Regions from separate parts of the Homo sapiens genome. Here region 2 is linked to region 1. A link is a loop called in an ENCODE intact Hi-C map of the cell type or tissue named here. Cell type or tissue: mammary epithelial cell. All regions are shown on one strand. Links, peaks and the distances in the headings refer to the core of each region. The heading gives the core; the rest is flanking DNA. Region 1 has its middle 28 kb from the start of LINC02649. Region 2 overlaps PFKFB3 (6-phosphofructo-2-kinase/fructose-2,6-biphosphatase 3).

Region 1 (15,169 bases), core at 3,973-11,972:
TTGGCCTCCCAGAGTGTTGGGATTACAGGCATAAGCCACCACGCCTGGCCTGTCTTTGATTTTCTAGATGTACATTTCTTTGGTATTTATCATGCTTGGTGTATTTATCCTCCTCTGAGCTTCCTGGTTTTGTGGTTTGGTATCTGTCATTAATTTTGGAAAATTTTCATCCATTATTACTTCAAATATTTTTTTCTGTCTCTTTCTCTTTTTTTCTGTGTGGTATTCCCATTACATGTTTGTTGCATACATGAGTTTCATTTTTTATTTTTGTTTTTAACTTTATGTGTACATATTTAATTAAAATAGAATAGGCATAAATCAAAAACAAGAAAATAATCAGGATAAAGTGTCCTGTCATTTAGTTTGCAAGGAGGAATCAGGAAGTGCAACAAATTACTAGAAAAATATTCTAAAACCATCTGAAGTGGCTAGGTTACATAATCTTCAGAGTCAAATGCCAAAGTTAAGTATTATACCACTTAATCCACAAATGAAAAAAAAGAGGAGTCAAAAGTTTATCTTGTTCAGGCTGGGCGTGGTGGCTCATGCCTATAATCCCAGCACTTTGGGAGGCCAAGGTGGGCGGATCACTTGAGGTCAGCCTGGTCAACATGGTGAAACCCTGTCTCCACAAAAAATAAAAAGATTAGCTGGGCATGGTGGTGCATGTCTGCAGTCCCAGCTACTCAAGAGGCTGAGGCAGGAGAATTGCTCAAGCCCAAGAGGCAGAGGTTGCATTGAGCAGAGATTGTGCCGCTGCACTCCAGCCTGGGCAGTGGAATAAGTGAGACTCTGTCTCAAAAAAAAAAAAAAAAAAAGTGTCCTGTTTACTAGAACAATTTTTACATTCAATCTATAGTGCTACTGGCAACTTTCAGAAGAAAGAAGTTTCCATTATGCATTGACTAGAAAATCTCAAATACAACTAAGCAGCTATGCTATGCTATAGCTCGTTAAGTATCATTAAACTGCTCTGGGCTAGTGTACATTTCAGATTAATAGAGAACCACATTTTGCGTTTTAGAAAGGCAGCAGTAATTCTATTTCAGCTTTTAGTCTGGATGCTTAACACAGTTAAGGCGACAGTTCAAGCACATTAAGTGAAGGTAGTTAAGATTTCAGAACAATCATCACCATCTCTTACAACCTACATACACTGTTTAATGCTTACGTGGAAGGAAACCAGTGGTTTTTTTTTTTTTTTTTTTTTTTTTTGAGACAAAGTCTCACTCTGTTGCTTAGGCTGGCATACAGTGGTTTGATCTTGGCTCACTGCAACCTCCACCTCCCGAGTTCAAGCAATTCTGCTGCCTCAGCCTCCCGAGTAGCTGGGATTACAGGCATGTGCCACCATGCCTGGCTAAGTTTTATATTTTTAGTAGAGACAGGTTTTCACCATGTTGGCCAGGCTGGTCTCGAACTCCTGATCTCAAGTGATCCTCCCACCTCAGCATCCCAAAGTGCTGGGATTACAAGTGTGAGCCACAGCACCCAGCCGAAACCAGTGTACTTTTTTTTTTTCTTTTTTTTTTTTTTTTTTTTTTTTGAGACAGAGTCTCACTCTGTCGCCCAGGCTGGAGTGCAGTGGCGCAATCTCGGCTCACTGCAAGCTCCGCCTCCTGGGTTCATGCCATTCTCCTGCCTCAGCCTCCCGAGTAGCTGGGACTACAGGCGCCCACCACCACACCCAGCTAATTTTTTTGTATTTTTAGTAGAGACAGGGTTTCACCATCTCTACTAGCCAGGATGGTCTCGATCTCCTGACCTCGTGATCTGCCCACTTCAACCTTCCAAAGTGCTGGGATTACAGGCGTGAGCCACCGTGCCTGGCCCGAAACCAGTGTTCTTAATTGGCATTTTATACACACATACACAGAATTAAAAAAAAAAAAAACTATCAAGGGCAATCATTCTAAGTGTACTGTGGTAGAATGTGTTAAAAATGCAAACATCCCATAGAACTAAAGTAACATGAACAGCACTTCTCATGGCCTAGGAGAAAGGTGACTGGTTCTCACACAAAGCTAAGCCTGTATCAGTCATTCTAATCACAATGGCTTATGAAAGTATCAGGTTTCCGGAAAAGCAACTATTCCAGGAAAGTCAGTAAATCTCTTGAAAGTTTCACCTCTATAAAACCAGGATAAGGCTACAGCTCTCTTGAAATCTGAACAGGTTATCAGATGAAACAGTAAGATTCCCAGCCATAATGTGAGATGGAAAGATCCTCATGCAGCGTATGCTCAATTGCTGGCCCCAGAAAGCCTCACGTGCAGAATACAGAAGTTGCCAAAGAAGGAAACGGAGACGTTCAGCTACATTTCCGTCGTGTGATGAATTTTAAACCCTCAGGAATGGTGTGGTCTATTAGGCTTTTCATCATGCTTGGTGTCATCCACTTAATCTGTTCAAAGATAAAAGAAGACATGATTGTAATAGTAACTCGAGTCCCAGATGTTGACAGTATGTCTGCAATTTGAGAGTCCTTCAGTCCAGTGACCTTCTGTCTGTTGATTTCACAGATGTTGTGTTCTGTGAGAAGACCATTTCTGGCTACAGAACTGTCTTTCACTATGGATGTTATCTTTTCTTTCTTTCTTTCTTTCGGAGATGGAGTCTTACTCTGTTGGCCAGGCTGGAGTGGAGTGGTGCAATCTCGGCTCACTTCATCCCCTGCCTCCTGGATTCAAACAATTTTCCTGCCTCAGCCTCCTGAGTAGCTGGGATTATAGGTGTGCACCACCATGCCTGGCTAATTTTTGTAGTTTTAGTAGAGATGGGGTTTCACCACATTGGCCAGGCTGGTCTCAAACTCCTGACATAAGGTGATCTGCCTGCCTTGGCCTCCCAAAGTGCTGGGATTACAGGCGTGAGCCACGACGTCCGGTCTATTTTTCCATTTTAAATGATAAAACCAACATGTCCAGTGCTATCCTTATGCATGGTAATTGTCCATTCAAAGGGCCTGTCATGAATGGACGTAGAAATCTTCTCTTGAAAAGCCTGTTTGAGCACCTTGTGCACTTTATCTGAGCTCCAGCCTGCACAGTTTTCACCATTGATTTGGAGTACTTGGTTCCCAAATCTCAGACCAACCAATAAGGTTGGAGAGTTATCCTTGACTTGCTGAACACATATACCATTATCTATTGATTTAAGCCAGAGTTCAATTTTTCCATCTTGGTCCTTATGGCTTCACGAATTTTCCATCTTGATCCAATGGCTTCATGAATCCCTTGCTTAATTTCTGCTCTACAAATTCCAACATCATTACCAGTTATAGGAGCCATTGTATAGTTCGTACTGGAAGGTCTTGCTACCAACTGGCCCTGAATTGGCGCACCAGAAACCATGGTCATATTTGCATGTGTTTCTTCTTTATTTAAACTCAGGCCTATGTGTTGAGAGAGCTCTGGATATAGTTTGGAATAGAGGTTTCCATCTTGAGAGATGTGAACAGAAGCTTCTGACAAAATTGCTGGGTTGGCAGGGTTTGCAGCAAAAGCAGTGTATTAATCTGTTCTCACACTGTTAATAAAGACATACCTGAGACTTGGTAATTTATAAAGGAAAGAGATTTAATTGACTCACAGTTCCACATGGCTGGAGAGGCCTCACAGTCATGGTGGAAGGCAAAGGAGGAGCAAAGTCATGTCTTATATGGCAGCAGGCAAGAGAGCGTGTGCAGGGAAACTCTCCTTTATAAATCCATCAGATCTCGTGAGACTTATTCGCTATCACAAGAACAGCATGGGAAAGACCCGCCCTCATGATTCAATTACCTCCCACCGGGTCCCTCCCATGACACATGGGAATTACGGGAGCTACAATTTGAGATATGGGTGGGGACATAGCCAAACCATATCAAGCAGTTTGAGCCTGAATTATTTAGTCTACCTTCAAATCTTTGAGAGATGGAGAGAGATATTTTTGCAGGATTCTTCTAGACCACAAGGACCCACTTGCCATCACTGCCTCCAGTCATTCTGCATAAGTAAGTTTTAGATTTCAAGCCTCTCCTTTTGATTCTTTCTTAGAGTTTCCATCTCTCTGCCTCCATTTCCCATCTGCTCTTGGATGTTGTCCAACTTTTCCATTAGAGCCTTTAGCATATTAATCAGTTATTTTACATTTCTGGTCTGATAATCCCCACATCTCTGCCATACCTAGGTTTGTGTATGATGTTTGATTTGTTTCTTCAGAAGGTGTTTTTTTTTTGTTTTTTTTTTTTATCATGCCTTGTAATTTTCTGTTGAAAGTCAGATATGATGTATTGGGTAAAAGGAAATGACATAGATTGATCTCTAGTGTGTTTATCTGGCTAGGAGTGAGGCTGTGTTCACTGTTTGCTGTAGCTGTAGTGTCACAGATTAAAATTTTCTTGAACACTTTTGTTTTTGTCTCCTGTGATGTCTTGGGTTTTCCTAGAGACTCCTTGAATAGGGTCTTAGGCTTGTAGATTTTATTTTATTTTATTTTTTTGAGAAGGAGTCTCACTCTTGTTGCCCAGGCTGGAGTGCAATGGTGCAATCTTGGTTCACTGCAACCTCTGCCTCCAGGGTTCAAGCCATTCTCCTGCCTCAGCCTCCCAAGTAGCTGGGATTACAGGCGCCCACCTCCACGCCTGGCTAATTTTTTTGGTATTTTTAGTAGAGATGGGTTTTCACAATGTTGGCCAGGCTGGTCTTGAACTCCTGACCTCAGGTGATCCACCCCACCTTGACCTCCCAAAGTGCTGGGATTACAGCCGTGAACCACCGCACCCAGCCAATTTTTTTTTTTTTTAAGCTGAAATCCCGTTATTATACAGGCGCCATCTTGATGTGGTGGTGAGGTGTGGGGGTTAGGGAAGCATTCTTTACTTTTCTGATCAAGTCTTAGTCTTTTAGTGAGCCTGAGTTGGGTGTTTCTCTTCCCCCAGGCCAGCTGGGCCTTGGTAAAACCCCAGTAGGTTAGACTCTGGCAAAGTAGTTTCCCTTGAGGGCAGAACTTGTTAAAGAGAACAGAGAGCTCTGGGTGTATTTCAGAACAGTTACTTTCCCCCTCCTCTGCTGGAAGTTAGAGGGTACTTTTCTCTGATCTTCACAATGGAGACCTGGTGGAATTCCCCAAGGCAAAACTCACACAAGCGTGGGCACCTCCCTAAGACTGGGTCCCTTTAGAGCTTTCAATTCTCAAGCTAGTTTACACTGAGCCTCCAGCAACTAGTTGATGACAGTTTCACACACTACAACAGATATTGGCTCCAGCTGTGAGTTTCTGCTCCCAGGAAGCTGTCATTCTTTGTATTTTTCTGTCTCTCCAGTTTTGGGGACAGAGATTGGCTCTGTGACCTCAATTCTCTGATGGATCAAAAAGTTGATGATCTTTAGTTTGTTCAGCTTTTTTTCTTGTTGCAAGAATGGGAGAGATGACTTCCAAGTTCTTTACTGGAAGTTGGCATTTTCTTTTTTTTCTTTTCTTTTCTTTTTTTTTTTAAGTAAATGTAAGTTTGTAGACTGAGATGTGTACCCACTATAGACTGATCTCTACAAATATTGTTGGAAACTTCTCAGTAGCCATTCAATTCAAAAAAAGGACTCTCAGACCTAGTTTAGAGGAATGTTACCGGAAAGGGGTCCCAATCCAGACACCAAGAGAGGGTTCTTGGATCTCACTCAAGAAAGAATTTGAGGCAAATCCATAGAATAAAGTGAAAGCAAGTTTATTAAGAAAGTGAAGTAATAAAAGAGTGGCTACTCCATAGGCAGAGCAGCGGTGTGGGCTGCTCAGTTGCTTACACTTATTGTGACTTCTGGATTATATGCTAAACAAGGGGTGGATTATTCATGAGTTTTCTAGGAAAGAGGTGGGCAATTCTCGGAACAGAGGGTTCCTCCCCTTTTTAGACCATATAGGGTAACTTCCTGATGTCATGACATTTGTAAACTGTCGTGGTGCTGGTGGGAGTGTCTCTTAGCATGCTAATGCATTATAATTAGCATGTAATGAGCAGTGAGGATGACCAGAGGTCACTTTCTTCGCCATCTTGGTTTTGGTGGGCTTTGGCTGGCTTCTTTACTGCATCCTGTTTTATCAGCAAGGTCTTCATGACCTGTATCTTGTGCCGACTTCCTATGACCTAGAATGCCTAACTTCCTGGGAATGCAGCCCAGTAGGTTTCAGCCTCATTTTACCCAGCCCCTATTCAAGATGGAATTGTTCTGGTTTGAACATCTCTGACAGGAACCCAAGGTAAAGGGATAATTAAAGCTTGGACCTCACCTGTGTATGACCAACCATGCTGTAGGGAAAACAGCAGCACAATCTTGAGGTAGAATCTGGGTCTCCTAACACCAACCAGGCTTGCCTGGGCGTAACCAGGAAGTGGAATATTTTAGTGCCTGTGACATTCCTTTGTGTCCCAGTGGAGCATAAACAGATTCAGTGTTTGGCTAAGTGCTGGAAGAGCAGCCCAGGGTCCCCCGGCCCCTGCTATGCATCTGCCTTGATTGATGTGCACAGTGGAAGTGGCTTTCATCGGAGAAGCAATTGTGTGTAGGTTCCTGGGAGAAAAGGGAACATGCCACTTGTTCCCTGGTTAGGACACAGGGATGATGCTTGAACCCTAGGGAGAGAGTAGGCAAAAGATAAAAAGGCCACATCCGTGAGCACTTTGTGTGGCCCAAGAGCAGGAGCAGGGCTGCTTCAGAGCCCAGGTAACAAAGTGCAGATGAGAATCAGGAGAGAGGTGCCAGTGAGGTGTCCTTCTTTTTTTTTTTGTAGGCATCCTGTGGTCGTGGCACAGGTAGGGACAGGTAAGGAAGCACCGTTGGAGGGAAGCAAGACGTTTACTGCTGTAGGAGCAAGATGTCCCCATGAGGGGTACGTGGAGGACGTTTCTGAGCTCCTGTGGGAACTGTCTCAGGAATGTTTGCATTTGAGCTGGAAGCTTCTTGTCATGGATGAATTACAGCTCCTTGATGATGACCCTGTGGAGGGTGTGTCAAGTGATCGAGGATACTTTTGAGTAGGCTGACCTTTCCTTCTCTCCATATCCCAGAAGGGTCCTCTTTCCTATCTGTGGGTATTTCTACCTCTGCTCCACACATCTCTAGTCTTGTATAACACCTTGGCTTACAGGTGTTCCTAAAGACCCGTCTCTCTTCTGCTGATGACTTCCTGGGGGTATCAGTCTGTTCATCTGTCAAGAATGTGGATGAACAAACATATACATTACACTTCCAGACTGAAGAGGCTCTTAATAATTGGGCTGGAACCATAAGTCACTATGTTCTATTTAGGTATGGAACTTACCAGAACAGAAAGAAGGGGGGAGGAAGGAGACTTCTTGGCTAGCAGTCTGTTTATCTTATAAATCAGTCTGATCTCTTGAGCAAAAGTTAAAGGGAAAAAGTGGAGGAGACACTGTGACCTGGCCTAGGAAGTCTAGGTTTAAGCCAAGCCAAACACACTTCTCCTCTGTCTCAGCTCTGTGAGCTGTGAGTTCTGCTTCTCCTAGGGTAACCTCGGATTACCCTAGGTTACCTTGGCCAATGCCCGTGGAAACTGGCTCAAGAAAGGGAAGTAGGAGAATGGCAGAGTCCAGAGTCCACTTATTCTATGGTTCAGGGCACTTTTTTTTTTTTTTTCTTTTTTTGAGACAAGGTCTTGCTCTTTGCCCAGGAATTCAGTGGTGTGATCATAGCTCATTACAGCCTTCTACTCCTGGGGTCAAGAGATCCTCTCATCTCAGCCTCCCTAGTAGCGAGGACTATAGGCACACTTCCTGGATAATTTTTAAATATTTTTCAGAGATGGGGTCTTGCTATGTTGCCCTGGCTAGTGTTGAACTTCTGGCCTCAAGCAATCCTCCTGCCTCGGCCTCCCAAAATGTTGGGATTACAGGTGTGAGCCACTGCACTTGGCCTTGTTCAGTGCATTTTCAGGGCATCCTGAAAGGCCAGGCCTGGATCTTGGGCAGCTGTTCAGGAGCATTCCAGCTGTGAATGGTCCTGAATGTCTTCCTGGCCTTCCAGATGGATCTCTAACGCACCCCAACGCAGGTGCTCCCTGAAGACATACCGGATCTGTTGGTGCGGAAAAAGAATGCAGCATTTGGTGGCTTATAGTGCTGTGCCAACTATTGCTTAGGTAATTTATATGACATCTTATTTTCTCCACCTGATTCTAAGCTCCTTGAGGACACGTCTGGTTCATCTCTGTTGGCTGCATAGCCTAAAACCCATGCTGGTGCATCCTGATTTCATTTCCTTCTCGGATGTAATGAAAGCACTCAAATGATATTGATTGCCTCCTCTTTAGGTTGACAAATAAAACCTTTAAATTCTGTTTTTCCTGGTGTTTCCTTTGTAGGATTGGAAACGATGGTCTTGATAGCGCTGTGGTTAGCAAAGCATTAATGGCTCACTCTCCTAGGGGAGACACGTCAGTTGATACCATGCACTCTGCATGCAATTTTCAGAAATGGTGTTTGCTTTTTTCAACGTTGGTTGTGTTGCTGCTCTAGACGAACCAGCTTCTATTCCTGTCTTTACTCAGAGGTAGGTAGGATTCTTCCCCAGGCACCTACAGACCTGACTAGGATTTACAGGCAGGGGTGAGTCAGCTGACCCAGGAGGGTGGCATCCCATAGTTAGGACAGAGAGAGACTCACTGGCACGTGCTGGGTCCCTGCGTTGTCCTAACGTGCCTCCTTGCAGGTAGCATGGCTGAGTCAGTGTGCCGTGAGTCACAGGCTGCGGGAGGTGAACTTGAGCCTCACTCCGGCATTGATCTTTCGCAGGGATATATTGTTAGTTCCCGTCTGTTAAGACCGATAAAGGGTAATAATTTACTGGCCTCAAGTTTGTCTTCTCTTTGATTTCACCAAATCTTCTCCTTATACAGGAATTGCTTGACCTTGACTTTTCAGGAATTTACCCAATTTTATACTCTTGGCGTCTCCTGGGCTTAGAACCCCTTACCTCCAACCTTGCTCCCTGGCTAACTTCTACCCTTCCTTCAAAGCTCAGCAGAGATGGCACCCCCTTTCTGAAACAGTCCCCAGTTCCTGGGAAGAGTGAAGGCCTGAAGCTGTGTTGAGGGTGGCACTTAGCCCCTGGTTTGGAGCTCCATGTTTCCTTCACTGTCTGCTGAACATTTTAAGGCGTCGATTTGGACTTTCCTAGGCTTGCATTCCCAGAGCCTAGTGCAGTGCCTGTTCAGAAGACTTTTTTTTTTTTTTTTTTTTTTTTTTTTAGTGAAGAGGGAGGAATGTTAAGCCTCACCAAGTCTGATTATGCTAAGATCACTTAAATTTTTTCTGCCTTTTCAGAATACCCATTGTAGTTAGGGTTAGTACCCATGGTTTGGCACTTACTGGTTCTGTGGTTGTTGGGTGCCTTGTTTGTCTCTTCGGGCGAGATGCGAGTCACTCCAGGGCAGCATCTGTTCCTCATATTCCTCTCACATTCTTTAAAGCCTCCCTGTGTGCACTCAAGCCACACAATGAACCTTCCTGCCTTTGCCCACAAGGCTGAGAACTCTTCAAAGTGAGACTGTGTCTTACGCATTTTCACTTCCTCCATCATTTGACACAGGACCTGGCACGTAACAGATGTTTAATAAATACTTGTATTTATTGAATAGGAATAGGTAGTAGATTCTAGAGACATAGTGAGCTCAGCTCAAGTTCAGTTGCATCAGGGAAGGCTCCCCCATGCCCCCGGCAGCTCCCTCTCTCTGTGCCTATGCAACCTTTAGCAGCATGAGCTGCCTTGAAAAGTCAAAGCCAGCTTTTCCAGAAAGCAACTCAGCAACTCTCTCCTGGGGCCAGAACTGCTCCGAAACGGGAACAGCTGTGTATATTCTTTGATCGTTAGCAGGAAACGATGTGTCGTGTCTCAAAGCACCTTTTCATGCTGCTTTCTTATTAACTCCACCCAGAAGCCCTTGCCTTAGCAAAGCCAGTCTCGCGAGGCACCGTGGAAGTCCAGAGTTGAGTGCAGCTGGGTTTGATTCATTCCTGGGCTTGATTTCTGGAATCCTCCTAGATTCCTTCCTGGGTTTGAGTTCTGGAAGCCTTGGTTTCTTGAGGCGATTATGCTGTAGGTACTAGAGAGAAGCTACTGCCTTTGAGAGAAGGGTAATTACGCAGGATTTGAAAGGAGACAGGAAGCTGTGGGTGCCAGAAATAGAGGAATCTTGTTCTTTTATTTTTGGCAACATCCAGCAAGGTGGGAGGACACCTGAGGGGAGTGCCTTTCTGGTGCACCATGGAGGCTGGTCCGTAACAGTGGAAGCTGCCATCTTGCAGAAGATTCCTCTGCCCAAGCTTGGCATGGCCAGACTTCGTGGGCCATGTGAACATGAGATGATATCTTGCTCTGTGTGCCTTCCTATAATTTGGGGGGAGATGTTGACTAGGAGGAGGCATCCACCATTGGGCTTTTCATTATCTCAATGGAATGGTGACTTGGAATTGACTTTGACTCAAGGAAATAAAGTAAGATGAGGATTTACACATACCTAGATTAGGAAACTAACCTTTATACCTAGTACATATGTACACCTGTAAGGCATCTGGTACAGTCCCTGGGTGCTTCAGGGACTTCATAAAGGTGCATTTCCTTCACCCTTACTTATAAATAATGGTCGATGCATATTCTTAGATCATTTGAGATACATCCTTAAAAACTGTTGAGCATTGATCAAAATTTGTTTTGGAAATAAACTTGTTTTTAGTGCCCCAGAGAAGCACATTGTTTCCTAAAGTGAAGAATCCTCATTGAAGATGAATTGTGCTAATCTGGATTTTCAGGTTTTTTACTTACTGCAATAACAGATAGATTGAGGAAAGTACCCTTTTATTTTCTCTGGAAAGCACTGATGGATGTAACTGATGACAACTTGACCCAGTAGGGCAGTTCGTCTGCCCTCAAGAGCAGCTCAGCTCAAAGGGCGGTGTGGGGATCGCCAAGTGTGATGGAGGCAAGTCCCAGGTGAAAGGGAGCTCTAATTCATCAGGATTCCTCTATCTTTATAAGAGAAGCTAATTTCAAATCACTTCCTTCGTTATGACTAAATTTCAGGAAATGAGGATCACATTATTCCAGTGCAGAGAACTGGGCTGAGAGTCACATGCTTTATTATCTGCTCTGATTAATGACTAACCAACCTCGTAAGTTCCCCACCACACAGGTTAGTGACTGGATGATCATTTTGCTTTATCCACTTCCTAACAGGAGGAAACAGAGAAGTGAGCTAACTTTGTTATTTATACGAAGGTAACATACTTGCGATTTTTCTTTTCTTTTCTTTTTCTTTTTTTTTTTTGAAACAGAGTCTTGCTCTGTCACCCAGGCTGGAGTGCAGTGGCATGATTTTGGCTCACTGCAACTTCTGTCTCCCAGGTTCAAGCGATTCTCCTGCCTCAGCCTCTTGAATAGCTGGGATTACAGGTATGCGCCACCACATCCAGCTAATTTTTGTATTTATAGTTGAGGTGGGGTTTTACCATGTTGGTCAGGCTGGTCTCGAACTCCTGACCTCAGGCGATCCACCTGCCTCGGCCTCCCAAAGTGCTGGGATTACAGATATAAGCCACTGCCACCGTGCCTGGCCAGTTTTTTTTTTTTTTTTTTTTTTTTTTTTTTTTTTTTTGAGACGGAGTCTTGTTCTGTTGCCCAGGCTGGAGTGCAGTGGTGCAACCTTGGCTCACTGCAACCTCCACTTCCTGGGTTCAAGCAATTCTCCTGCCTCAGCCTCCCAAGTAGCTGGGATTACAGGTGCCTGCCACCACACCCAGCTAATTTTTGTATTTTAGTAGAGACGGGGTTTCACCATGTTGGCCAGGCTGGTCTCGAACTCTTGACCTCAGGCAATCCACCTGCCTCGGCCTCCCAAAGTGCTGGGATACAGGCATGAGCCACCGTGCCCGGCCCATACTTGTGGTTTTTCTATACCTATCTTCCTTTCTGGTGGGAGCCCAAAATAAAAATATGTGTGTGTATACACACACACACACACACACACACACACACATATACACATACACATATATATATATATTTGTGTGTGTGTGTGTTTTATGTGATCTTTCTTGGCTTTTGCATTGAGAAAGTCATCTTTGAAATTTAGAAAAACTGTCAGACTGTTGGAAGGCACCTTGGACATGGCGTCTCCCCAGTGCCTTCTTTATGCATAGAAAGGGCGCTCGAGGTAACGGGATGTCATGACTCTTGTGAGATAACACAGGAGCGGAGCAGAGATGAGAACTCAGGCCTCCTGTCATCTGTCCAGGGCATGTGGGTAAGATCAAGCGTAGGACTGGCTTTATAAAGCACAAATATTTGTTTGTCAGCAACTGTTTGTTTATTACTTCATTTTTGTTTTTCTCTTCTAAAATTCACCCTAAACTCTTTTATGATTTATGGACTGCTCTAAGCTTACAAGACTGATAAATATGTATATGCTGTGTGAGGAATACATTGATTTATTTACAAAGGTAGCAGAATCCTAATGCAAGAACAAACAAGAAAAAGAAAAAGAAAGAAAGATGTAGACTGGTTTTATTCATAAATAGAGAAGTGAAAATTCTAATAAAAATATGAGCACATGGTGCAATGTAGCAACATCCTACCATGACAAAATAAGGTTTATTCAGAGTGCAACGATGGTTTCATATTACAATTTTTATTAGTTTAAGTATTACATAAGTGGGTCCAGTTTAAAAAAAAATGACAATCAATGCTGAAATAGCCTTTATTTACTCTTGATGAAAATACAAAAATCAATGCCGGGCACGGTGGCTCACGCCTGTAATCCCAGCACTTTGGGAGGCCGAGGCGGGTGGATTACGAGGTCAGGAGTTCGAGACCACCCTGGCCAACATAGTGAAACCCCATCTCTACAAAAAATACAAAAATTAGCCGGGCGTGGTGGCAGGCGCTACTCGGGAGGCTGCGGCAGGAGAATCACTTGAATCCCAGAGGCAGAGCTTGCAGTGAGCCGAGATTGCGCCACTGCACTCCAGCCTGGGCAGCAGAGTGAGAGTCCATCTAAAAAAAAAAAAAAAAAGAAAATGGAAAAATGAAGAAAATGAAAAATAAGTGTTGATAGTGAGTTCCAGCCAATAGAACAGAACAGGAGTGAAGTGTCCCATCTCTTAGCTGAAGCTTCTACGACATGGATGCACCCCACAGTCTCACCTGTGGCTGGCTGGACCCAAATGAAAATGAGAGTGCAGGGGACGGCAGAGACACAAGATGAAAGGATCCTGGGTCCCTGAGTCACCATGTGGAGAAGCCATCAACACAGAGTGCTGCTTTGATCTGTTTTCTAATCAGAGTTTTAGTGCCCCAGAGACGCACCTTGTTTCTTAAAGTGAAGAATCCTTGTTAAAGACCAATTGTGCTAATCTGGATTTTCAGATTGTTTACTTACTGCAGTAACAGATAGATTTAAATATTTAGATAGAAAGCTCCCTTTTATTTTCTCTGGAAAGCACTAATGGATGTAACTGATGACAACTTGACCCAGCAGGGCAGTTAGTCTGCCCTTTAGGGAGCAGATCTAAACCTGTGTAACCTGAGACATGGTGGATTTGGGGTCATGAGTCCCCACAGCTCAGCACACCCTAAGAATCCATCTATCTTTCTGTACAGCATCACGTATCCCTTCTGCAGGCCTATATGCCAGTCCAGCCATCCTCTGCGGGCTACTACTACCGTTAGACATTAAATGTATCTAGTATGTTCTTTTTATCTCTTAGCCATCACGCCTGGCTAATTTTTTGTAGTTTTAGAAGAGACAGAGTTTCACCATGTTGACCAGGCTGATCTCAAACTCCTGATCTCAAGTGATCTGCCCTCCTCGACCTCCCAAAGTGCTGGGATTACAGGCATAAGCCACCGTCTCTTACTATTCTAAATTAAAAATATTAGGAACTTTTTTTTTTTTTTTAGTAGAGATGACATCTCACTATGTTGCCCAGGCTGGCCTTGAACTCCTGAGCTCAAGCTATCCTCCTGCCTCACCCTTGCAAAGTGTTGGGATTACAGTCATGAGCCACTATCTCTTACTATTTTAAATTAAAAATATTAGGAACTTTTTTTTTTTTTTTTAGTAGAGATGACATCTCACTATGTTGCCCAGGCTGGCCTTGAACTCCTGAGCTCAAGCTATCCTCCTGCCTCGGCCTTGCAAAGTGTTGGGATTACAGGCATGAGCCACCATCTCTTACTATTTTAAATTAAAAATATTAGGAATTTTTTTTTTTTTTTTTTTTTTTTTTTAGTAGAGATGACATCTCACTCATCTCACTATGTTGCCCAGGCTGGCCTTGAACTCCTGAGCTCAAACTATCCTCCTGCCTTGGCCTTGCAAAATGTTGGGATTGCAAGCGTGAGCCACCATCTCTTACTATTGTAAATTAAAAATATTAGGAATTTTTTTTTTTTTTTTTAAGTAGAGATGACATCTCACTATGTTGCCCAGGCTGGCCTTGAACTCCTGAGCTCAAGCTATCCTCCTGCCTCGGCCTTGCAAAGTGTTGGGATTACAGGCATAAGCCACCATCTCTTACTATTGTAAATTAAAAATATTAGGAATTTTTTTTTTTTTAGTAGAGATGACATCTCACTATGTTGCCCAGGCTGGCCTTGAACTCCTGAGCTCAAGCTATCCTCCTGCCTTGGCCTTGCAAAGTGTTGGGATTACAGGCGTGAGCCACCACACCCAGCCAATTTGTAGGCATTCCTACATTTATGAAATTTGTTTTCTTTTCAAGCATGCTTAGCCGTTCCTTGCACTCTCTCATTCCTCGTTCTTGCTTTTAAGCTCCTGATTTATTTCCTTAAGCACTGAAGTATTGGCAAGTGGGATTCTGGGGCCTGAGGTTCTGTTTGCTTGCACACAGAGGGCTTTTCTTTCTTTCGTGTTTAAAAATTCTTTTACTGTGAGCTGCTGACTTTCCTGGTTACTTTATCTGTGGGACTTCTTTAAGGCCTGGTTGAAGCACCTTAATCTCTCCAGAGAATATCTGCTTCTGTCAGTTGCCTAGGAGGACTACCATCCCTGAACACTTTAAACGTAAATATCCAAATGGGTCTTTTCAGATCACACAGGTAATGTGAATTCAGACTGGAAATCTGCCTGGAACCTGGTTTGAGGTAACAACTTCTAA
Region 2 (15,169 bases), core at 2,357-10,356, 80 kb before region 1:
TTAAAGATTTTTTTTAGAAACTCTGCCCATACCTCTGTGTGGAGGTTTGGATATTGATGGTGGGCCTCTCTGTCTCTTGACCCCTGGGCCCCAGCCCCTGCCCCTCTGTCCCCATGTTGTATTGGAATCCACCCTCTTGACTCTTAGCCCCACTCTCCCTCGGGAGAGGAATCCTTTCCTCCCACCCGCAGGAGCATTTCCACTTTCACTGTGGTGTCAGTCACTGGTTCCCTGCTAGGTTTAGCGCCCTGGGTATCAGCTCAGGAATTTGGGGTTGGGACTGTCTTTGCCAAGTAGAACCTAAAGGCAGGACTGAGGGACAGGGTGTGGCTGGGGGGCTGTGGCCACTAGGGTTGCCTGGTCCCACTGTGGTACAATGCCAGGGGCTTCAGGATGGGGAGATGAAATGAAAATTTCGATGAATGCTGGGTGTGGTAGCTATGCCTGTAATCCCAGCACTCTGGGAGGATTGTTTGAGACCAGGACTTCGAGACCAGCCTGGGCAACACAGCGAGACCCCATCTCTACAAAGATAAAAAATTAGCCAGGGATGGTGGTGTACACACTTGTAGTCCCAGCTATTGGGGAGGCTAAGGCCGGAGGATTGTTTAAGTCTAGAGGTTTGAGGCTGCAGTAATCATGGTGGCCACCGTGCTCCCGCCTGGGCAACAGAGTGAGACCCTGTCTCAAAAACATTTTTGGTGAAATTCTTCAGTGTTATTGTTGGGTGTGGCCTCTGCTCCTCTTCTCCGGTCACTTGGTTGATGACACACCCTTCTTGCTTGTTTTTCCAGCCTGTGGGCCAAAGCTGACCAACTCCCCCACCGTCATCGTCATGGTGGGCCTCCCCGCCCGGGGCAAGACCTACATCTCCAAGAAGCTGACTCGCTACCTCAACTGGATTGGCGTCCCCACAAAAGGTGAGACTGGGTCTCGAGGCCGGACCCCTGCTCGTGCAAAAACTTGACCTTCCATCTCAGTTGCTGGTTTCACAGGCAGGACCACCCCTGGGCGCCTCTGTCCCCTGGTCGGGGAGTCTGATCCTGCCTCCCATGCAGCTGGGTCCCCTTCACACTGTGTCTACACCCTTTTTCTTCTGTTGGGGTTTTCTCCTCACTGGCCATTCTCTTTCCCACTCCTCTAAGTCCTGCCCCGACTCAGATTTCACCTCCTTCAAAGCCATCTCCAGCCACCTCAGTCCTTTACATTCCTGTCGCACTCAGTCCTAGCTAACATTCCTCTGCTGATAGCCCTAAGCACTGCCTACCGTAGATCAAGGGTCTTCAACCCCCAGGCTGTGGACTGCTATGTTGGGTGGCCTGTTAGGAACCTGGCTGCAGGAGGTGAGTGGCAGTGAGTGCGCATTCCTGCCTGAGCTCCGCCTCCAGTCTGATCAGTGGTGGCATTAGATTCCCATGGGAGTGAACCCTATTGTGAACTGGGCATGTGATGGATCTAGGTTGTGTGCTCCTTATGATAATCTAATGCCTGATGATCTGAGGTGGAACAGTTTCATCCCAAAGCCGTACACCCACAACCCCTCCCTGTCCGTGGCAAAATTGTCTTCCACGAAAGTGGTCCCTGGTGCCAAAAAGGATGGGGACTGCTGTTGTGGATGACACATTTAAGAATCTCTGCTTGGTCTTCCCAACTAGATGGGGAACATCTTGTGGATAGGCACTGGGTATTTTTTTTTTTTCAATTAATTTTATTTTAGATTCGGGTACATGTGCATGTTTGTTACCTGAGTATATTGCATATTGATTGGGGATTGGGCTTCTAGTGAACCTGTTACCCAGATAGTGAACATTGTACCCAACTGGTTATTTTTTAACCCTTGCTCATCTCCCACCCTCCCCTCTTTTGAAAGGATGGTTTTTATGTTTACCATCCCCGCTGTGCCCAGCTCAGTGCCCAGGAACCATGGGACACATGTCTCCGGCCCTGGCCCTGGCGGCTGCACCAGCAGAAGGGTTGACCTAGATCTGGCGGTGGGCATGAGGCCCCACTCGCTTTCTGATACCATTGGTGGAAATGTGTTGTCCCTATTTTTGCTAGACTTGGGGCCTCCCCCCACCCATCCTCACAGTCTCAGTCTCTGGTTTAGGATATTGTGGGACTGAGATTGTAGACTTGGCTGGAGGGGACAGTGTCGCAGAGCATGCGGCAGGGGCATTGCAGCTGGACTGGGGAAGCCGGGCAGCCTGTGCCCTGCTGTCCTCAGGAGTTGAGGGTAGCGTAGGACTGGGCGCCGGCATTGCTTCCACACCATCTCATTCAAGTCGGTGTGGTTGGCCTGGTGGCTCTTCCTTTGGTCGATCCTATGGTCCCGGTGTGAGCTGGCCCCTTCCTCCTGCTCGATCATCCAGACTGTTCTCTTTCCCGTCCACAGTGTTCAACGTCGGGGAGTATCGCCGGGAGGCTGTGAAGCAGTACAGCTCCTACAACTTCTTCCGCCCCGACAATGAGGAAGCCATGAAAGTCCGGAAGTAAGGCTGGGCCGCGGGCGTAGGGCTGGGCTGTGGGAATAAGGCTGGGCCGCGGGCATAAGGCTGGGCTGCAGGAGTAAGGCTGGGCCGCGGGCGTAGGGCTGGGCTGTGGGAATAAGGCTGGGCTGCGGGGCTGCGGGTGTAAGGCTGGGCTGCGGGCTTGGGCTTGCTTTGTTCTGAGCCAGGCTCTGTAGGAGGCAGAGAAAGCCGGCCTGCGGGTGGGTCCTGCTGGTGGCTTCAGGGCTGTGCAGTGTGGGAACAAGGTTGCTGCTCTCATCTGTCCCCTGAGGGTCTCGCTGAGCTGACCCTCACTGGGACAGAGCCGCAGAAGCACCCTCACTGAGAATTAGCAAGTCCTGTTCATCGGGAGTGTCTGTTTATGTTTGGAAAGGATTTCTTGTTAAGTGCGAGTTGATTGTGAAACCCTAGTGCAAGGGTGTTCAGCCCCGGCTGTATGCTGGAGTCTCCTGGGGGATGCTAAAATCCCTGATGCCAGGCCCCACCCCAGACCAGTTAGTGCAACTCTGTGGGTGGCTCTGGGCAGCCATTTCTTAGCAGCTCCCCAGGAGTGGTTCCCGCGTGCAGCCCGGTTTGAGCACCGCCTCCCGAGGGTTCCTGAGGCCACCCGTGTGGGGCCCCAGGTTGGAAGCCTCTGGGCCTGAGGGGTGCTGGCCAGCCTGCCCAGCGCTAAGCAGTGTAGAATGGAACCACCAGTTACTCTGCTTGTCGGGGCGTGTCGGGAGTTGCTTGGGCTGCCCCAGCGGATGCACCGGCGCTGACATTCGGGCAATGTCTTGTGCATTCCAGGCAATGTGCCTTAGCTGCCTTGAGAGATGTCAAAAGCTACCTGGCGAAAGAAGGGGGACAAATTGCGGTAAGTCCAGGCAATGTAGCCGGCTCGGTGTCCAGTCCCACCCATGAGGGTGTCCTCACCGGCCTGGGGTGTACCGAGACCTGTGCCTCTGGCCCTGAGGGTGGAGGAAAGCAGGTGGCCAGGGCAGCCCAATGGCTCAGGAAGGAGGATGTGGGGTGGACTCAGGGACCCACCCCCTCTGTGGCCAGTCCCACACCTCCAGGGCGGGCAGGACTCGAGTTACCCACAGGACCACTGGCCCTTCCTTGTACACTGTCCCATTGCACATTACTGTTTTGCTTGTTTGCTTTTGGGGTATTTCCCCCACGCTACCACCCCTGAGTGCTGTTGGTAGTTGCGGGAGGCCTGCCTCCTAAGCACTCCCTGGAGAGGACTGTGGGCAGGCACAAGCTCCCCTGAAGCACTTTTGGGGCTTATTCCTGGAGATGATGGGTCTGGCATCTTTGCTGTTCTGGTAAACGTTGTTAAACTCAAACTTAGAGTTTTCTTCCTGGCCCTTTGCTCTCCATATCAGGTTTTCGATGCCACCAATACTACTAGAGAGAGGAGACACATGATCCTTCATTTTGCCAAAGAAAATGACTTTAAGGTGAGCTGAGCGTCTTGTGTTGTGCTAGAGGGCTCGGGAGAGAGGAAAAGGCTTCAGGAAGCGGCCTGAGTCCTGCTTGGTCCTTCCCCTCCTGCTGCCCATGTTCCTTAGTCCTGCTCGGTCCCTCCCCTCCTGCTGCCCACGTTTTGTGGCCTTAAATTTGGGCCTTTGTGTGGTAGGGCTCTTGGGGGCCATGGGGCGTTCCAGAGGCTGCAGTGAGGAGGTGGGCTTTCCTGTGTTTGGGAGTTGGTGGGTGGCGTGCTTCCGCCTTGTCCGGGTGATGACATCGCAGTGATGGCAAGGTTGATCCTTCGTGGTGTTTGTTTTCTAACATCCCCACCTCACTTCCACCAGGCGTTTTTCATCGAGTCGGTGTGCGACGACCCTACAGTTGTGGCCTCCAATATCATGGTAAGACAGCCGGGAGCCCCGTGCTTCTGCGGCAGCGTAGACCACAAGGGCATTTGCAGTCTGAGGAAGTGGGGGACCGGGTCCGGCTCGGAAGCGCAGCTGAGCCCTTAGGATGAGCAGCCCCCAGCTGGCTGTTGATTGGGAGGTCAGACCTACAGAGCGGTTTTTAACCCAGAGGCCTGTCCTGTGAGGGACTAGCTCCATCCAGGGCAGTGGGCAGGCTTGGATGGGACGTAGGAAATAATTCAGGGAGATAGGATTAGTTTCTGTTGGTGGCAGGAGCCTGACAGCTAGTGGTGATGGAGCTGCTGGGGCAGAGGGCCGCTCACTGCCCCTAATGGGACAGGTGGCAGCAAGTGGATCACTTGCTACAGCTCCAGGAGGTAAGAATGCTTGGGCATTGGCAAAAGTCCATAGGGCTCAGCAGCCTCCTGAGTTTGGGAGGTAAGACTCTCCTCCTGCTGATGCATCTCGTGAACCTGCCACAAACCCTCCTGTCTGTGCTGTGCAGGGGAGCTTGCCCAGATAAATTGAGGGCACTTGGCATCATAACTTGATGAATTTCTCCAGTGTTACCACTTGATAGCAATATATATAAACAGGAATGGTTACTATGGAGACTTACTACAAGCTGCCACCCTGTGTTGGAGATAATTTCCTCTTCAGCTTAAACATATCAGAATATGACAATTCTATAAAGAAAAGCAGTTCTGAAAACTTAACACTGGGACGCTGTGGTGCTGGCATCTTTGCACCTTTAGAGGGGATGCTAAGCATGTGTTAGCCCCGGTATCTTCCCCAAGGTGGTGGAAGTATTTCTAGATATCTTTAGGAAATGAATTCCTGTTTCAGGAAGGGCTATTTGAATTGTGAAAAGTCAGTTTAGATTTGTCCAGTGGGAGCAGGAGGCTCAGAGTATGAGGGTTTGCCACCTTTCTTTGGCTGGGCACTCGTTGTTCCCCTTGGTAGACAGCAGGGTGCAGCTGTGAAGTCATTTTTCCCAGTGAGTGGTCACCAATGTGCTTAGCAAGGAGTTTAGCATTTGTCTGGTTGTCCACTAGCAGATAATCATTTGCCCCAACCCACCATGTTCAGAAATCTCTTTCTGATGAAATCTCAAAGCAGCTTGGTAGAGCCAGGCATTTGTGAACTTAGATTTTTTTTTTAAATTGTGGTAAAATATACATAATGTAAAATTTACCATCTTAATCATTTTTATTATTTATTTATTTATTTATTTATTTATTTATTTATTGAAACGGACTCTCCTTCTGTTGCCCAGGCTGGAATGCAGTGACACGGTCTTGGCTCACTGCAACCTCTGCCTCCCGGGTTCAAGCGATTCTCCTGCCTCAGCCTCCCGAATAGCTGGGATTACAGGTGTGCGCCACCACGCCCAGCTAATTTTTTTTGTATTTTTAGAGGAGACGGGGGTTTCACTGTGTTGGCCAGGCTGGTCTCAAACTCCTGACCTCAAGTGATCTGCTTGCCTTGGCCTCCCAAAGTGCTGGGATTACAGGCGTGAGCCACTGCATCCGGCCATTTTAGCTATTTTTTAAGTGTGCAGTACAGCAGCAAATTATATTCCCATTGTTGGGCAACCGCCACACTCTATCCGCAGGACTTTCTCATCTTCCCCGGCTGAAACTGTGCCAGGACACAGGCACAGCTCCCGACTGACTCGATCTTTGAAGAGTGGCTGCCTCTCAGTGACGGCAGTGGTTGATGAGAAAAAGAGCCCAGGCATTCAGAAATGCTGAGTTTCCCTAAAATCCACCTGGTTTCTGGGGCCTGTGCCACTGTGGGTGTTGGTAGACCTGTGTTGTTGCCTAGGAGAGCGAGCCCTGCAAAGGAGCCGGCACAGCCCTAGTTGGAGAAGCAGTTAACCACGGACTGGTCACACTGGGGCTGCCTCAGGCAGTGGGGGGTGGAGGAGAAACCACACAAGGCCAGAGGCATCTCTGGGAACTCCTGAGCATACCTTAGAACCAGCAGCCTCCTCCCGGCACGGGGAGCATTGCGGATCCTCACGTGGAGCTCGGTTGAGTTCAGCGCCAGGCTGTCTGGCGGTGACTCGGGCACGGGACAGATCCTGACTTGCTGGAGCATTCAGAGGTGTTCATTATGGAATCCCTGTGGGTTTCCTGTCTCTGTCCTTCCGGCTTCAGTTCTCCATCTCCCCAGGGAATCCTCCCCATGTAACATCAGGCTGTGACTCAGCCCCCAGCATCTTTCTCCCTTTCTCTTACACGCTGGGCCGGATAATCTTTATACTGAGCCTTCTGTGCGCTCCCCTTTTGAAAGCCCCAAATCCTGCTTAATCTCAGCAGAAAGCCTTCCAGCGTGATTTATCAGCCACCCCTTTGTGGTGTTGCAGGAAGTTAAAATCTCCAGCCCGGATTACAAAGACTGCAACTCGGCAGAAGCCATGGACGACTTCATGAAGAGGATCAGTTGCTATGAAGCCAGCTACCAGCCCCTCGACCCCGACAAATGCGACAGGTGATTCCCGTGGCTGGCCGTCTCTGCAAGACCCACATGAGGGTTCTTACTGAATTCTTGATGTTCCCACAAAGGATTTGCTCCTGGATACCTTTAAAAAAATTTTTTTAAGACAGTTTTTTTTGTAGAGATGAGGTCTCGCTATGTTGCCCGGGCTGGTCTTGAGCTCCTGGCCTCAGGTGATCCACATACAGCCGCTGGATACCTTTATCAACTCTCTTTGAAAATATCTTTTAAAAACAATCCTTGATGACAAATCATATTCAGTGGGAATATTTTGAACACTGTGTAGAAGTACAGGAAGTCAACATAGAGTTGAGCCTGATTTTGCTACTGTCCCTCCGATAGTTCCTTTCTTTTTTCTTTCCTTTCTTTCCATTTATTTATTTATTTATTTACTTACTTACTTGCTTGCCTGCTTGCTTAGAGACAGGGTCTCCCTTTGTCTCCCAGGCTAGAGTGCAGTGGCATGATCATAGCTCACTGCAGGTTCAAACTTCTGGGCTCAAGTAATCCTACCGCCTCAGCCTCATGAGTAACTGGGACTACAGGTGTGGGTGTCCACGCCCAGCTAATTTTTTTTTTCTTTAGTAGAGATGAGGTCTTGCTATGTTGCCCAGGCTGGTCTTGAACTTCTAGACTCAAGCAATCCTCTTGCCTCGGCCTCCCAAAGTGCTGGGATTACAGGCATGAGCCACTGCACAGGCCCCTTTCTTTTTTTCTCCATTTTCTTTCTTTTTTCTCCCCCTTTTCTGGGAGGCAGGCCAGCCTCACAGCCAGACACCAGCTGTGGGAGTTGTCTTACGCATATGCTCTGCCCCTTAGAAGGATTCAGTCTGTGCCCTGGAGGGGCCTACGGTCCCGCCTTGCTGTTCTCTGGGGATCACATCTTCGGAGACGGGCCAGGTGCATCCTGCTGTGGGTGGTGGCCTGAGCTGTGGTTCTCGGTGGGGTCTCTCTGCAGGGACTTGTCGCTGATCAAGGTGATTGACGTGGGCCGGAGGTTCCTGGTGAACCGGGTGCAGGACCACATCCAGAGCCGCATCGTGTACTACCTGATGAACATCCACGTGCAGCCGCGTACCATCTACCTGTGCCGGCACGGCGAGAACGAGCACAACCTCCAGGGCCGCATCGGGGGCGACTCAGGCCTGTCCAGCCGGGGCAAGAAGGTGCGGGGTGTGCTGCCGCATGGGCCGTTCTGGCTGTAGGGCGGTTGCAGGGTCTATAGGGTGGGTGGGGAGCTGTGTGCTGCTGCTGCTGCTGCTGCTGCTGCTTGGTGTGCTTGCTGTGTGTGTTATCTGTGTGTGCGCCTGCACGTCTCTATGCATATCTGTGTGCATCTCTGTATGGCTCTGTGTGTGTGTGTGTCTACGCCTATCCATGTGGCTTTGTGTGTGTGTGTCTTTGTGTTACTTTGTATGTGTTTGTATGTGTGTCTCTGGTGTGTGTATCTCTGTGCATGTGTGTGATGTGTGCGCGGTTGTGCACTAGGAAGGGAAGGGGCAGGAAGAGCTGAGCCTGGTCTCTGGGTAGGGTGTGTGCGGCTGTGGCTGTCCCAGTGGCCTGGGGCCCCCACGGTGTAACCAGGTAGTGCACAGCCCTACGTGGGCTGCCTGCTCCAGCCCTGGCTCTTGGAGGAGCTGCGGGCATCTGGAATCAGTGGTCCCCCTCCACCACCTCTCAGTTTGCCAGTGCTCTGAGCAAGTTCGTGGAGGAGCAGAACCTGAAGGACCTGCGCGTGTGGACCAGCCAGCTGAAGAGCACCATCCAGACGGCCGAGGCGCTGCGGCTGCCCTACGAGCAGTGGAAGGCGCTCAATGAGATCGACGCGGTGAGTCCTGGGAGGCGGGCAGGCAGCCTCACCCTCGGGCATGGGGCGGCTTCCCAAGAGGCCCTAGACACCCCTGTGGTTTGTTCCCCTGAGTGACCACTGGGTCCCCGCAGGGCGTCTGTGAGGAGCTGACCTACGAGGAGATCAGGGACACCTACCCTGAGGAGTATGCGCTGCGGGAGCAGGACAAGTACTATTACCGCTACCCCACCGGGGAGGTGAGCGCAGGCTGGGGCGGGCTGACGGTCCCCAGCACACATGACCACTGCTGTGCAGGGCTGGGCCACCCCTCCAGGGAGTTCACTTCCGTGTGGGTTCTGGGGGCTCCTACACCCTCCACCTTGGAACTGAGTCCCCCCAAACTGAACCTTCTAACAGCCTGGGGTGAAGTGCATTTTCCCATAAGCAGAAGTGAGATGTGTTTCCCTAGGGACATAGAACTATATGGGAGAGGAGGAAGGTGGTGTGTGAAGGTCCACTGGGCAGGGTGGTGGGCAGGCTGGCAGGAGGGGTGGCTCTATATCCCCTGGGCAGCGTCTGTGCTTCCCCGTGCACGGTGCCCGGGTGGCTGTGGCTGAGGACGCTGTTGCCTCCTCTGCCGATGGGATCCTCCTGGGCCTGGTGTGTCCTCCCTGCCCGTGCCCTGCTGAGCAGTGTCGTGCCTCAGGCCCCTGCAGGCCCACTGTCCTCTGGCCTCAGACTAAGCCTTACACACCGGGGCCCTGGTTAGCACAGCAGAGAGCCCACAGGAGCAGGAGCTTTTCTGGTCTTTTTCTAAAGTCACAGCCCTCCTGCTTCTTTTTACATTTTTAAATTGATAGAAAATACACATAACCTAAAATTGACCACTTTCATCACGTTAAAGTTATGATTTAGTGCATGTTAGTGTACTCACAGTGCTGTGCAGCCATCACCACAAATTCCAGGCCTTTCCCTCACTGCACAAAGAAACCCAGACCTGTTAGGAGCCGCTCCCGCCTGCCCGGCCCAGCCCCGGCACCGGCCCGTCTGCTTCCTGCATCTGGATCTGCCTATTCTGGGCATTCCATGTCAGTGGAGTCAGATGCCACACGTGCCTTTTGCGCCCAGTTCTTTCACACAGCATTGAGTTTTCCAGGTTCCCCCGTGTGGGAGCGGAGTGGGGAGGGCTTCACTCTTTTTGTGGCTGAGCAATAGTCCACGTTAAACCCTGCTCCTTCTCAACCACTGCTGATGATGGATGATTGATTTTGCGTGGCTCTCTGGCCGGTCTGATGCAGTCTGTGGCCAGCGGCAGAGCCCCTCCCGAGTGCCCTGAGCTCACGTGGGCCCGGCCCTCTGTGCTCAGTCCTACCAGGACCTGGTCCAGCGCTTGGAGCCAGTGATCATGGAGCTGGAGCGGCAGGAGAATGTGCTGGTCATCTGCCACCAGGCCGTCCTGCGCTGCCTGCTTGCCTACTTCCTGGATAAGAGTGCAGGTACCTCGGGCAGGTCGTGGCCCCGGGATGGAGGGAGGAGGGGACTGGCACTCGGCGGGGGGTCAGCCGCAGACCTGCCGTGGCCTGCCCTGTGTTGGCTGCTGTGCCATGGGGTGTTAGGAGAAGGGCACAGGTGTCGGCTCCCGGCTGCTTCAGGTCCTCTCTGTCCAGCGCTTCCTTGAAGCCCTTGGGAAATGCTGTGGAGCCCAGGTTGATGCCGGGGACTTCATTGCTTCATAAACAGCTCCCTGAGACCCGCCCCTGGCTCCACACATCCCAGGGTCTTGGCTTGGGGTGGGGGCTGCACTTCTCTTCAGTGCCCTCTAAGGAACAAACAGCCCGGAAAACTCTGACAATCCCATTGAAATGTTAAGTCTTAGCATGTCCAGTCCAGTGCAGCTGAATCCCTAGACAGACCTAAATTGTTTGGGAGTGACTTTTTCCCAACTCTAAGTCACCGTGAGGGCGAGTCTTTTGGTTTGGTTTGATGGCACTCTTTGGGCTAAAGTCTTCTTCTGGGGCCAGCTGCTGCCCGGGACAGCTTGTGGCTGGGGACAGATGCCCCTGCCCGACAGGGCTTCCGAGGGTCCTTGTTGGGGGGACCGTAAAGGTCTTTCCATGCCTCCCCCACCCTCATGTCTCATTTCTTTTTTTTGAGACAAAGTTTTGCTCTTCTTGCGCAGGCTGCAGTGCAATGCATGCACTCACTGCAACCTCCACCTCCCAGGTTCAAGCGATTCTCCTGCCTCAGCCTCCTGAGTAGCTGGGATTATACGCATGTGCTACCACACCCTGGCTAATTTTGTATTTTTAGTAGAGATGGGGTTTTGCCATGTTGGTCAGGCTGGTCTTGAACTCCTGACCTCAGGTGATCCACCTGCCTCGGCCTCCCAAAGTGCTGGGATTACAGGCGTGAGCCACCACGCCTGGCCGTGTCTCATTTCTAACTGTGGGTGTACAATTTCAATTTCAGAGGAGATGCCCTACCTGAAATGCCCTCTTCACACCGTCCTGAAACTGACGCCTGTCGCTTATGGTGAGTAGCAACCCCTGCCAAGCCCTGTCCCCCTGAAGGTGGCCACAGTAGCTTCTTGTGGCCGTGGGCTGTAAGCGGTGCTGTCCCTTTAACAGCAGCTTCCTCTGCCCCCATCCCACGCCCTCCAGGCTGCCGTGTGGAATCCATCTACCTGAACGTGGAGTCCGTCTGCACACACCGGGAGAGGTCAGAGGTGAGTGGAGGCCCCAAGCCTCATCCTGGCCATCATCACACGATAGCCCTAGTGGGTGATGGGCGCTCAGGAGGCCCCGGGGCCGCTTGCCTGCAGGTGCTGGCCTGTCTGGGGCCATGGGCCTGCTGGCTGCCTTCCTCAGCACCTCTTTGTTCCTGCCTGTCTGTTCTGTGGCTTCTGGGGCCTTCTCATTTTCTTTCTTCCTGTGTCCTCTTCCTCCCATTTCTGCTGAGCTCGAGATATGAATATTAGTGAGGAAGATACATTCTCTCTTTTTTTTTATTTGAGACAGGGTCTCAGTCTGTTCCCCAGGCTGGAGTGCGGTGGCGCAGTCACGGCTCACTGCAGCCTCAACCTCCTGGGTTCAAGTGATCCTCCCGCCTCAGCCTCCCGCGTAGCTGAGACTACAGGTGCGCACCACCATGCCCAGCTAATTTTAATTTATTCATTTTTTTAGATAATGGGGTCTCACTGTGTTGCCCAGGCTGGTCTTGAACTCCTGGGCTCAAGTGATCCTCCTGCCTTAGTCTCCCAAAGTGCTAGGATAAAGGTGTGAGCCGTTGTGCCCAGCGTCTCTTCTCTTTAACATCAGCATGGCACAGTTCTTGTTGCCTTTCCTTTCTGGCAGCTAAAACCAGTGCTTTCAGTTTCCAGAGTTACTGTTTCAAACAGGATCAGCAGGTCAGCGCCGCCATGTGCTTGTGATTAGGCTCAGAACCACCAAGAACACGGTGTTGAGAGACGGGAGGCGTGGAGAGCAGAGGCCTGGGGGGTGGCGGGTGGGGAGGCGCTTCAGGAGACCTCGAGGCCTGGCCGTGCAGCTGCTGTCTACCTTGGGGGGAGGCCTGACATTTGGAGGTGGGCCAGGCTGCCTCTGACTGAGTAGAGTGGGCCTCTGCTCAGGTGGACGCGTGTTGTGAAAGTGAGTTTGAATTCACCGTGTACAGGCTGCCAAAAGTACAACACTGTGCTAGTACTAGTCAGACCTTTCTCTTAGACCGAGCGTGACTTTCTGTCATGGCGTTCCCGAAACAGGTGACTGTCTAGTCCCAGGAAGCTTGGCCTTCGGATTTTGGCATGAAGGGATGAGGTGTCCGCCCCAGTCGCTGGCAGTTGCCTGGCTGGTGGGCTGACCTGAGAGAGGCTGGGGTCCCTTGGCCGCCTTGGTCCCTGTCACCCCCTCCACTTCGGAATGTGGGTCACCGGATGCTGTCCTGCCTTTAGCCATATGACAACAGCCCTGGTCAGGGAGCCACTGCCCCCGCTATGGGATTGGGCCTGAGCCGGTCCTGGAGCTCTTCCCTGCAGGGAATGGGGGCAGGGCCATGATGGAGACAGATCCCGGTTCTGAGGCTGGAGGCCCACACCCCATCACGCTGTCCCTCTCATGGGAGGGCTGTGTCTGGTCCTGGCCGCAGAACCTGCTTCCTGCTGCACATTTTCTGCGCCTTTGGTCTCCAGGCTTGTTTTGCAGCCTCCGTGCCCCATCCTAAGCCAGGGTGCCCTTTGTGTAGTAGAGATGGCTCTTCAGATCCTGCCTCGGGTCAGCGGAAGGGAGTCAGCACAGTTGCCTTCCCCTCCCCAGCCTGTGAGCCTCAGGCCCAGCCTCTCCCTCCTAGATGCCCCTCCTCAGCTCTCAAGAGAGGCTGGAAGCAAAGCTCTTTTCTCCGACCTCACGCTCTGCTGTGATCATCATTCTTTCCCTCCTTGCTTTGCAAGCACCGTGTTTGTCTGTGTGGGGAATCCTTTGGTACCATCCGAGGAAGGGGGCATGGGAGGGAATTGCCCCCATTCTTGCTGCCTGGCAGTCACCGCACACTCAGCAGCCCATGGTCCCTGGCCCGTGGTCCCGGCCACTCCCCTCGGTCAGTCTTTTTGCCTCTCTAAAATCCAGGAGCAGAGAAACTTTTTTGGGGCTAATTTTCCTCCCCTTCTTTGTAACTGTCGCCTTTCTCTCTTTTGTCTTTGTCTTGCTTAGGATGCAAAGAAGGGACCTAACCCGCTCATGAGACGCAATAGTGTCACCCCGCTAGCCAGCCCCGAACCCACCAAAAAGCCTCGCATCAACAGCTTTGAGGAGCATGTGGCCTCCACCTCGGCCGCCCTGCCCAGCTGCCTGCCCCCGGAGGTGCCCACGCAGCTGCCTGGACAAGTCAGTGCACTCCCCTTTCCTTCCTGCCTGGGGGACGCATGCCGGGCGTGATGCCACAGATCTGGGATTGCGTGCGTGTGTGTTTGCAAGAATACGTGCGTGGGTGCGTGTGGGTGCGCGTGCGTATGTTGTAGGTGTCTGTGCACGTGTGTTGTGGGGGCATGTGCACACACTCACGTGTTGAGGGAGAACATAGGAAGCACCCTCCGAAGTTAAGATCCTGGGGGCTTTCCTTGCTGGTGACAACCGTGACTGCGTTCGCCTCCTTTCTGAGGATGGGGTCTTTACAGGGCAGAAGCAGGCAGTGCAGAAGGAAGAGTGAGATGTCCAAGACCCGTTCACGTTCGTGAATGGTTATTTCTAAAACAAAGAAAGTGGCTACTTTCTCACATAAATAACATGGTTATCCCAGCAGGTAGTAAAAAACCTAACAAACAAGGCCAGGCGCGGTGGCTCACGCCTGTAATCCCAGCGCTTTGGGAGGCCGAGGTGGGCGGATCACCTGAGGACAAGAGTTCCAGACCAGCCTGGCCAACATGGCGAAACCCTGTCTTTACTAAAAATACAGAAATTAGCCAGGTGTGGAGGCGGGCGCCTGTAATCCCAGCTTCTCAGGAGGCTGAGGCAGGAGAATTGCTTGAACCCAGGAGGCGGAGGTTGCAGTGAGCCGAGATGGTGCCACTGCACTCCAGCCTGGGTGACAGAGGGAGACTCCGTCTCAAAAAAAAAAAGCAAAAAACCCCAACCCGATTTCACTTATTTCATTAATTTTGAAGGTTACAGGCCTGGAAGATTTTGGTTGTCAGACATTAAGATTTGTTTTCAGAAAACTGTTTGTTTTCAGAAAACTGGTCTTTTCCTTTACAGCCTGGAACCCTTGCAAATATGTGAGATGTAGGAATTTCTGTGCTTAAATTCAGGTACCACCCAAGGGTCTGCCCTACCTCCACCCTCCAGGCCTGCCCCCACAAATCAGCCCAGTGCAGCTTCCGGTCAGGTTTGTTGATGAGCCGGATGCTGGTGCTGGCTCTGAGCATCCTTTTCAGCCTGCCACCTCTTCCCGCCTTTTCCGAGACTTCCTTAGACCTCATGATGTCTGGAATGTGACCTGGGAGATGCTGCAGCCTCCACAGGTCACTTAACCTCTCCAGGCCTCAGTTTTTTCATCCAGGCAATGGGGGAATAATGGCAGTGCAGAAGTCAGATCAGATGAGGGGATTCATGCCCTGCATCAGGCCCAGTGTCGGGCATGTGGTGGGGACGCGTAGACACGGTGAGGTGGCTGTGATTAGCGGAAGCCTGGAGGCCTGGCTTTGGTGGTAGCTCCACACTAACATGAGTGCAGCAATTTAATTGCCCAGGTTCCTTCCCCTCCCAGGCCCTCAGTCTCCTTAGCTTTGCACATGATAGGAGCAGGACTGGGAGAGCTCTCATACATATTCCCTTGCAGGTCTCAGATCTGAGGGTTTTTATGAAAAGCCAGCAGAACTGAAATGGTGTCCCTGTGGCATCCGTTCTGATGGAAATGTGCAGTTGTATTTGGAAGTTCAGAGGCCGCTGCTTTGATGCTTGGGGGGACCAGGCTGGGGAAGGGGGTTGATATCCTGAGCTGCACAGACCTCCGTCGTGGAG

What was found. Peaks named below come from ENCODE experiments on the same cell type or tissue, not always from the same donor. Only the 100,000 strongest peaks of a DNase experiment are listed, where the experiment ranks them.
Region 2: a loop joins it to region 1, with 4 times the contacts of the local background. A loop is called at or near these places in 10 of 110 quality-filtered maps.

What each region holds. Positions count from the first base shown.
Region 1 is chr10:6,290,754-6,305,922 of GRCh38, forward strand. It overlaps a transcript of PFKFB3 not described here and the pseudogene SDCBPP1. Among named protein-coding and RNA genes, the nearest start is that of LINC02649, 28 kb to the right of the region's middle. RefSeq lists enhancers at 5,007-5,236, 8,134-9,333. In mammary epithelial cell, for the core only: no CTCF peak of the experiment used is centred there; a DNase peak (open chromatin) is centred at 8,658.
Region 2 is chr10:6,212,829-6,227,997 of GRCh38, forward strand. PFKFB3 (6-phosphofructo-2-kinase/fructose-2,6-biphosphatase 3) reads left to right here. Exons shown (of 15, transcript NM_004566.4): 2 at 795-920; 3 at 2,393-2,489; 4 at 3,297-3,363; 5 at 3,878-3,952; 6 at 4,307-4,363; 7 at 6,741-6,865; 8 at 7,830-8,037; 9 at 8,553-8,699; 10 at 8,813-8,917; 11 at 10,027-10,156; 12 at 11,130-11,192; 13 at 11,321-11,385; 14 at 13,364-13,537. Among named protein-coding and RNA genes, the nearest start is that of PFKFB3, 17 kb to the left of the region's middle. RefSeq lists enhancers at 5,776-6,277, 6,278-6,777, 12,640-12,809. In mammary epithelial cell, for the core only: no CTCF peak of the experiment used is centred there; a DNase peak (open chromatin) is centred at 6,363; H3K27ac peaks cover 2,049 bases.